2 separate regions of the Homo sapiens genome follow, and region 1 is linked to region 2. Evidence: chromatin contacts called from ENCODE Hi-C or POLR2A ChIA-PET data. All regions are on one chromosome and are shown on one strand. The core of a region is the stretch at or near the end of the contact, and the rest is flanking DNA. Distances in the headings are between cores, read along the strand shown.

Region 1 (5,053 bases), core at 1,740-4,239, 230 kb before region 2:
TTCAATTTAGGACTTCTAATCTTTAATCCAAAATACTTCTCACAAAACAAGCCTGACACAAGTCACCCCAGTTATCACTCTCAGATAGTATTTCAAAAGTTTGATAAGATAAGCAAACTCTTGTCTTATTTTATAAAGCATAAAGTACACCAATTGGTCCAGTTTGACAATATAAATCAGGTAAAAAGCTCTTTAGTTCACAGATTTACACTGAGCCAGGGAATATATTTACTGTCTCAAAAGCATGTAAAGTTCTACACAGACACTGAGAAGGAAGATCTAAGCTAATTTTTCAGGGACGTCTTATACAATTAAATCTACAGTTCTTCAGTAGTTGCTGAAAGAAGAATGAGAAGGCTTTAACCTGGGCTTCCAATCTAGAATTGTCTAAAACAGAAGTTTTCAAACTTTCTTTATATTTCATTCAGCAGCATATCTATCTTTTTTTCCAACAAAAGTTTATATAGAGCTCTGTGGTGGTGAATTTTATGTGTCAACTTGGCTGGGCCTCAGTGCCCAGATATTTGACTGACATTATTCTGGATGTTTGTGGATGAGATTAACATTTAAATCAGTGGACTTTGAGGAAAGCAGTTTTCCCTCCCTCATGTGGGTGGGCCTCATTTGACCAGCTGCAGGACTGACTAGAACAAAAGATTGGACTCCCCTGAGCAAGAGAGAATTCAACAGCCTTTAGACTTCATCTGCAACACTGGTTCTTCCTGGTTCTACAGCAGACTGTGTTTGGATTCAAACTGGAAACTTGGCTCTTCTGAATCTCTAGCATGCCGGCCTTCAGACAAGAATGGCAGCACTGGCTCTCCTGCATCTCCAGCTTGCTGGCCCCCCATGAAGGTTTTGGACCTGCCAGTCTCCATAACTACATGAGCCAATTCCTTACAATAAATCTCTTTCTCTCTATATACATCTTATTGTTTCTGTTTCTCTCTGGAGAACTCTAATACAAACTGCAATATATAGATACATAAAGCCTGAGCCACTCTGGTTAAAGCTGGGGTAAAAGGCCTGAAGCCCACCCATCTGGGGAGAAAACACTCCTTCACTCGCCAAGCAGCTGAGTCATCTCTGCAGTCCATGGTTTGAAAACACTAGTTTATGAAAAGCACTTGAAGTCATTTCCCCATCTTATGTTTATTATTCTAATTTACTATATTTATACCTGTCTATGGACCTGAAGGTCTTAGAAAATAAGCTTCCACAGATAACAAGCCACCGTTTTTAGGACAGGTAATAGTTTAGTAACCAGGAATTGCAGACACTACATAAATGTTAACTGATAGTAATGACAGTGTTCATAATTTTGTGTCTCCCACAAAATTCATATGTTTAAGTCCTAACTCCCAGTACCTCAGAATGTGACCTTATTTGGAAATGAGGTCATTGCAGATGTAATTAGCTAAATTAAGGAGAGGTTGTGGGCCCCTAATCCAATATGACTGGTGTCCTTATAAGAAGGGCACTTTTGTAGACAGACAACACACGTGGATAATGCCATATGAAGATAAAGGCAGACATCAGGGTGATGCTTCTACAAGCCAAGGGATGCCAGAGTGCCAGCAAACTACCAGAAGCCATGTGAGAGGCTTGGAGCAGATTCTCTCTCATAGTCTTGAGCAGGACACAACCCTGCTGACACCTTGATCTTGGACCTCTAGCCTCCAGAAGTGTGAGAGAATAAATTTTTGGTGTTTAGGCCACTCATTTTGTGACACTTTGTTACAGCAGCCCTAGCAAACCAATATAATCATGAAACCAGACAAGCACCAAGGACGAAAGCCATGTCATGGTCTATTTTCATGAAGCCTTTAAGTAAGGGCCAATACTTTCAGCTTTCCAAATGAGATTGATTCTACTCGTCATCTAACTTTGCTCTCACGCACAATTTGCAATCTAGAATCTGTTTTAACTTCAAACCCACAATGCAGGATCATTTTCAGGACTCTTGGAGCCCCAGGGCAGTGTAGTCCTTGCTATTCTTGGTGGCCATGTCTCTTAAAATGACAGTGTTTACATGCTCTACCACTGAAAGGCTCAAAAATATTCCTGGAGGAAGAAGACCAGGGAGGGGAAAGGGCTTCTGGGATAGAAGGCTCAGCTGGTTATAAAAGTGGAATGTTTGTAGAAGAAAAAGGCCCAGCTGCCACAGAACTGAGACTGAATGGAAATCACCTATCAAGACGAGTCTGTGGGTAGTAGGTGAGGGGTAAGGGGAAGAAGCTGTGAAGAGGACAAAGCTCCCTCCCTGTGTCTGTCCCTCGAAGCATATAAGCAGAGGGCTGCCTGTCAGATACAGTTGCCATCTCTTCCACTCAGTTCTTCCTCATTTTTACTTTTGTTAGATTTTGACCAGATAATCAAGATCTTGTGAAACACATGGGATTTTACATTATAAAGCGGGAAAAAAATAGCTATCTAAAAGGGAAAGGAAGCCTTGGAGTTAAATGAGAAAGATGTCCAGCCATTCTGACTACTCAGGAAAGTAGCGTAGAGCTGGCCTACAGATTTACAAATCCTATTAGATCTCCTTCTCTAGCAAGGATGAGGGTGGGGGACAGCAGTTCCCCCAGCTGGGCCATCTTCATAGAGAAACTAGACCAGGAAAGAAAGAACAGGTCTCAGCTGCAAATTAAACAGACGCAGTTATAATTTTAAAAACTGTCCTTTGAGAGAGTTTGGTGGCAACAATTAAGAGGGAACAGAAAGACTTTAAGAGAAAGCAACTTGAGAAGATGTCTGGCTAGCTTGGGGAACTAAGGCTAAATTTCTGAAAAGCTGATTTGGCTCTCAGAAGCCTAAAATAAAAGAAACCAGTGTTGCCAATACCAGTTGCAGCTGCCCCTCCCAGGCAGCTGGGATCAGGAGCACTAAGCAGGCCTGGCATGATTCTCACTGCTCACGTCAGAAAGCGAATGCATAGCTGTATTCTGCACAGGCCACGTGTGCCACTGCCAATGGTCCTGGGCCCTGTCTGCGGTGATGGAGAACAAGTGAGTGGTGTGATCACAAGGGCACGTGCTGCTCAGACAAGGGTGCTACTGAACAAGTCAGGACATGTCATAAAATGAGGAAATAGAACTTGGACAAAGCTGCCTTCTTTGTTGGTCAGATCAGAAATATGACTTTTAATGGAAAACACTTGTGTAAGGTAAGCTTCAGATTCTGATGGAATCAGCTTAGTAGCTTTTAATAATGTTCTTGTACAGAGATACATGAAAGAAAAGGGGTGATTTCAAATTCACAAACCATATCCAGAAGAAAAGATAAATTAGGAGAAACATCCTCCTTTGAACTAGGCAAGATAAGCAAAAGCTTATTAGAAAGAAGTGCCCCACAATGTCAACAAGGGCCGTGGAGGAAGAAACACTGAAAGTGAAGCCCAGCAGACAAGGATTTCCAAAAGAAGGAGCTTGAGAGAGGTGGACTGTTCACCACCAGGGTAGTTCACCAGAAGGGGTGGAAATTTCTCCTTGGAGGCTATTAAAGAATGAACCCCCATCTATCTACAGTGGTTCGAACTATATCTCAATTAAAATACAGAAATATGACTAAGTGAATTATTGAGGCAATATATACAATTGAGACAAGTTCTCTTTCAGCTACTCCAAACAACTAACCACTTTCCACAACACAGGCATATGTGGAAAAGGGAAAGCAGAATAAATGTTTAATGATTTTTAGATACCCTAGAAGACTGTGGAATCTGTGTATGCATTATCTTAGAAGTTTCTACAAATAATAAGGAAACACCACATAAAACGTGTTTATTATTTTGCATAAAACCAATGACATTTGGAAAATTCTATAAATTTGGGCAATCAGATTTACCCTTCTGAAATTCAATGTCCTTATCTAAAAATAAGAATGAACATGTGCCCAGCTTACCTAACATAATGTATATGAAATGCATTGTATAGCACGGTGTATGTTCTTTGAATGTGAAGATATCTAAAAATAATAAACTAACATTTGCTGAGAGCTTTGAAAGAGGAGGGTGAATACTCAACAGCAAGCCCTTGGTGCATGCAAAGCACTGCAGGAAGTGACAAGGAAAGGAGCCTGTGGACTCCTAGTGAAAGCTCCCTCTTGTGGTCAAATGACAGAGCAGGAACTATCTAGGAGAGGAGAACGAGAGAAAAAGATGGCGGCTGCCAAGGGGAGACAGCTGCCCTTTCTATCTGGAGAATCCTCAGGGATCCAGACAGCTGAGCAGGCCAGGCTCTGCAGAGAATGGGAAGGAAGCACCCCCATGGATCTCACCACAATGTCAGGAGGGCCTGTGAAGCTTCCATGGAGCCACATGGAAAGGTTCTCACACTTGGCCATATTATGAGCTGGCTGAGCAATACATGTAAAGTCAAAAATCTAGTAGCTTGAAGAAGGCAGTTTTCCAGCTTCGTTGTATACACTGTTGTCATGTGCAACATACTAATATGTGTCTGAGGTGTAAGTGTCTGTGGTATTCAGCCATTACTCAAAGTGCAGGAAGGGCCTGGGAGCAGCTGTGTGGGACACACAGTTGAAACTCCTTACAGGGAACTGAGCTGGGAGGGATGGACAACCTGCATGAACACTGCCCTTATTTTACCAATTATGAAAAAAAACAAGGTTTTAAATAAAAAGTGTACCACGGATGAGACTGTGAAGTGTCAGAAATAACAGGTCTCACTCCTCTCTGACTAGACCATATATTATCTCAGGTCAATTGAATCCGAAGGCAACTGGACTGTGGGGGTATAAAGTAACTGAAGACTTCTTGTGTGGCACTTGAAACCCACATTTATTGCTATTGAATTACTTCACTTTTGTCCTCTGACCCTCTCAAGGAGATCTGAAGAGGGTCATTTTCTCACAGGTTAATAGGACTCTATGTGCAGGTCGCTTACTCTAGTTATCCTTCCCCCTGAGGAGAACAGCCTCTGGCTTCTTTTGAAGCTTATTAAAAAGGTCCCTTCATGGGTTTCCCATATAAGTCCAGTCATTTCCTTGATTTCTCCCTAAGACTTAGACTCTCAGGAATATTTATTTGTTCTGT
Region 2 (4,665 bases), core at 532-3,031:
CAAGATATAGTTCTTAAGAAGTTTATGGTAACACGACACTTAAAAGTTCTGTTAAATTTAAGAACTTTGGAAAAACTAGCATGGAATTCTCCATGTAATTCATACTTGAAACAAAAATATAATATTTACCAACTGTGACAAATGTTTCTTCTTCTGCCATTCCAGGATAGGAATCATAACAAAATTATTTAAATCACTTAATAAGGGAGTTCCATGTATTATTTGGAGGGTAACACACATACACACACATACACACACATCACACTATACAGATATACATATGAAGCTTCTTTTCTCTAGAAAATATCTACAATATGCTGGGAGTGGTGGCTCATGCCTGTAATCCCAACACTTTCGGAGGCCAAGATGGGAGAATAGAATAGCTTGAGTCCAGGAGTTTGAGACCAGCCTGGACAAGATGGTAAGACCCCGTTTCTACAAATAAAAAATCAGCCAGGCATCGCAGTGCATGCCTGTGGTTCCAGCTGCCCAGGAGGCTGAGGTAGGAGGATCCGTTGAGCACCACTGGTCGAGGCTTCAGTGAGCTATGATCGCGCCACTGTACTCCAGCCTGGGCAACAGAGTGAGACCCTGTCTCAAAATAAATACATAAATTGGAAAATCTCTACAATTTAACTTCTACTTTAAAATATCAAAAAGACTTTAGTGAATGCCCAGCTCTAAAAAGAAGCAATATACTGTACAGTTTCGTACTTCCTAGGGGGAAGAAAACAGCTGGGCAAACACACTAACAACGCTGTTAGAGTTGTGGGGCAGGGGTATATTAAAGTGACTTCATTAGATACCAGAAGATACAAGGGGCGCTGACTTCTTGTGAACATTCTTTCTTTCCTCAGACCAAACAAGTCAGTCATCTGAATCTTTTTTTTTTCATATCCTGTAGCTGTCAAACACTCTTCCTTGACATGAATCCAAAGCTGTAATTTTCTACATGAACCACTCGTTTTTCGGAGGAGGTGTGTGATTTTTGGTTTATGTTTTGTCTACATTCCTTGCAAACGCCCCTTCTGATGCAATGTTTCACAAAATACTTATTATACTGATCCCTAGTGGAGGAGGGAACAGTACACACACACACACACATAAACACACATACATACACGTGTGTGTATATCTATATCTATATCCATGTCTAAGCAGCTTTGGATTTTTAAACAGGTATTGTTAATTGATGGATAAATTTAATCAACCTCTGGGTCTCCATTCACAAGTACTGGCTGTGAGTTCCTCAAATATATATATAATTCTCAAATCTACTTTACTGCCTCAAATTTGGGCTCCTACATCCAACTCCCTGACATTTCCATCTGGATACTCAGGATCATCCAAAACTCAACATAACCAGGATTGAAATCATCATGATCTCTAAACTGCTCCCTGTCCTGCATTTTCGTGGCCAAACAAGTTTCTAACTTGGGAAATCCTTCTAAATTTCTCCCTCTCATCACCACTATACGCAATTACTGCTAACTAGGTGCTGCCAATTTTACCTCCTAGAATTCAGGACTTCCTCTATTCCTACCACCCTTGTCCTAATGCAGGTCTCCAATAACCTTGCCAGGATTCTGCAACAGCTTCCTCTCTGCCTCTAGTGCTCTCCCTCCCAAATATATCCTAAATTTGGTGCCAAATGGCTCCATCTAAAAGGCAAGTGGTGAGTTCATGCTCCAGTTTAAATTGTTTCTAAGGCTCCCTATGGGCTACAGGTACAAATGCAATGTTAGCTCTATTTCCATATCTTGGTATGACTAAGCATTTCCTCTGTGACTGCCAGTTTACCTTTTTACAGTCATCTCTGTTCAGCAACTCAATTGCATGCAGTTAATACCCAAACACTGCCCACCCCCAGTTGTTTCTCAGTCTGTGCCTGAGTTCACGTTGCCACCTCCTCCTGGAATCCTTTGCTAACACTCTGCTCACTCCTTAATTCCCTTCCCTCACTTTCTGCACTGCATAATCCCCTCCCAATTTCTCAAGCTCCATTAAGAAACCATTTTGGCTCTCTGCAGCTGAGTCCGTTGCCATTCTGTGCTCCTACCTCACTCTATACAACTATCTGCCACTATTTTTTAATTATCTGCTTCCATGTCAGTCTCCCTTGCTGGGATGTAACTCTTTTCTTCTTCATCTTTGTATATGTAGTGCCTGGCATACAATAAATGCTCAGTAAATGTCTGTTAGACTGTGGAACTGGAGCCACATCCTCCTGAGTTGCTGGGGCTGCCTATGCCTTGCCAGGTGCATGTGCATTCTTGCAGAAGGCACCCAGGGCTAAGAGTAAGCTGGATACAAGGAGAATTGTGTCTTCTGACCCCTCGCAAGCTCTAAAAACAATCTGGGACTTTAGAAGTTATATTTTCATGCACTTAACCAAACACAAATACCTAACTAGTTGATATCAGCAGAAGAAAGGAAGTTTAGAGAAAGAAAAATAGTAAGAGTTCAGGACCAAATGAAATATTCAGGTAAAAGGCTGATATGGAAAGATAAGGCTGGAATACTTGACCCTAACCTTGTAAGGCTGATTTTCATGATGCACAAATGGCTTGTGACTCTCAACAACTGCTTTGGTTATCTTTCAAAATGAGAGAGTGCAAAAACAAAATAATGAAGAAGTAATTGTTCTTCTTGTTAATTATACAAAAAAGGGGAAGAAAGGGAAGCAGATTCCAGTACCATTTCATTCAACTGACATTTCTAGAGTCTAGATGATAAAAATAGATTTGGACAATGACAACAGGCCCATTCCAAGGCAAAAGGCAGGATTGAGGAAGGGACAGGCTTTAATTACAGCAAGAGGAAGAGGGCAAGCAGGCAGGTGGAATTGTGGGAGCCAAGGCTCTACTGTGTGCCACAGTGAATTGTGCCTCCCTGTGAACCCCATTTCCCTTCTATGAGCGCTTGCCCCTAACACACAACCAGGGCACATGGAAGTACAAGCAGGATATCCACTAAGGCTGGGCAGTTGCTACTGGGCTCTTTCATGTATCAGAAATATAACTCCAAGGTTGGGAGGTAGGAATAAAAAACTGGGCAGAGTTTCTGAGCTCTAGGAATTTATAATTGAATGAACAAAGGACAATAATGCTATCTGGCCAAATTAATTGTCTGGCTACCATAAAGAACAGACAGAGAATACCTTGACTAAGAAATGGGTGGGGGATGGAAAGGAAGAGAGATGAAATTTCTACCATGTGTTTCATGAATAGTTTAAATAGAGAAATGAATATAAGTAAAAAATTAGTGAACATAATTTGTGCCAACAAGTGATTCCTTGTTTGTACTGAATTTCGTAAATGCAGCTGACTGTACTGTCTGCTCTCAAGTTCAAAGGGTTATTTATGTGCCATTCTGCAGGCAGGATAAAATGCAATACTTTAGAAGCCAAATTAAGAACATTTACTTAAGATTATGTACTACTTATATAGCTTCTAAAACGCTACAAAATTTAAAAGCTATAGAAAATTAAAATAAAGCTATAAAATGTACATCAGTTTTCAGGAGGAAAAGAGTAGAAATGAATATACCCAGACTTTGTAAGATAAATTGCTGGGTGCCGATGTGTTTTAGCATCATTTTTGTCTAATCAGTAACAAATCAATTTATGGTATGACTAGAAGGAAGAACTGAAAAGCAGCTGCATTTTTACATGGGAGTCAGCCCTGTGAGGAAGAAACAGCCCAGGGAGTCCCTATTGCTGGAATCCCACAATAGGTTAGTCAGATGCCTCAGAGTTGTTTTTAAGATTAAATAAGATATCCTGCAGAAAGTGCAGCTCAAATTGCCTTGGGACTTAATACTTGTTAAGTAAAAGCAATTTCTTATTCCCTACCCTTTTACTTTCTAATAGTAAATCAAACTACACAGAATAGCCCTGGAACAAAAAATTCACTATGTATGGTGAGTCAAGGAATGGCTACTTTTTAAAGGTCTTATAGAGTTGTTATTTGGCCTCTCAAAGAATGTCTATGTAATACTGTGATAAAAATGAAAATTAATAAGAGATAATAAGCTGCAAAGCGTATTTTAATCTTCTGGGAAACAGCTGGCATCACACTGCATGAAAGTAAACAAGGCATTATCTTAAACCTTAAAACATTTACCGTCTAGTATTAAATTGCTTTTGTCTATCAGGCAGAGGAAAGAATATATACCTTGAAATCAGAAGATCTGGGTTTAATTCCAGATTCTGACATTTATTAGCTGTGTAATCTAGGGTAAGTTACTTAACCTCTCTGAGCTTCTTTGTTTTCATCTTTAAAGTAAGAGTGATAACATTGGCCATGCGCGGTGGCTCATGCCTGTAATCCCAGCACTTTGGGAGGCCGAGGCAGGCGGATCACGAGGTCAGGAGATCGAGACCATCCTGGCTAACACAGTGAAACCCCGTCTCTACTAAAAGTACAAAAAAAATTAGCCGGGTGTGGTGGCGGGTGCCTGTAGTCCCAGCTGCTCAGGAGGCTGAGGCGGGAGAATGGCATGAAGCCGGGAGGCAGAGCTTGCAGTGAGCCGAGATCGCGCCACTGCACTCTGTCCTGGGCGAAAGAGCGAGACTCCAACTCAAAAAAAAAAAAAAAAAAAAAAAAAAAAAAAAAAAAAAGAGTGATAACATCAACTATACAGGAAGCGGTTAGGGAGGAGTAA

Evidence for each region. Hi-C counts contacts between places; a loop is a spot of excess contacts on that map. ChIA-PET counts read pairs that join two places held with the same protein, here RNA polymerase II (POLR2A). Pooled maps may share reads with other maps.
Region 1: a loop to region 2 is called in a pooled map, with 2.0 times the contacts of the local background. The contact joins two enhancer-like sites. A Hi-C loop is called at or near these places in 2 of 50 pooled maps. POLR2A ChIA-PET finds 5 or more read pairs at or near these places in 2 of 52 experiments (HepG2 and activated CD4-positive, alpha-beta memory T cell).

Annotation. Positions count from the first base shown.
Region 1 is chr13:32,163,912-32,168,964 of GRCh38, reverse strand. The region is part of intron 17 of FRY (FRY microtubule binding protein); the gene reads right to left. Among named protein-coding and RNA genes, the nearest start is that of FRY, 130 kb to the right of the region's middle. RefSeq lists an enhancer at 2,507-3,706. Within about 2 kb of position 2,989, at least 5 of the 41 ENCODE cell types and tissues checked have a DNase peak (open chromatin) inside an H3K27ac peak, as active enhancers do.
Region 2 is chr13:31,928,232-31,932,896 of GRCh38, reverse strand. It overlaps the pseudogene EEF1DP3. Among named protein-coding and RNA genes, the nearest start is that of FRY-AS1, 100 kb to the left of the region's middle. Within about 2 kb of position 1,781, at least 2 of the 41 ENCODE cell types and tissues checked have a DNase peak (open chromatin) inside an H3K27ac peak, as active enhancers do.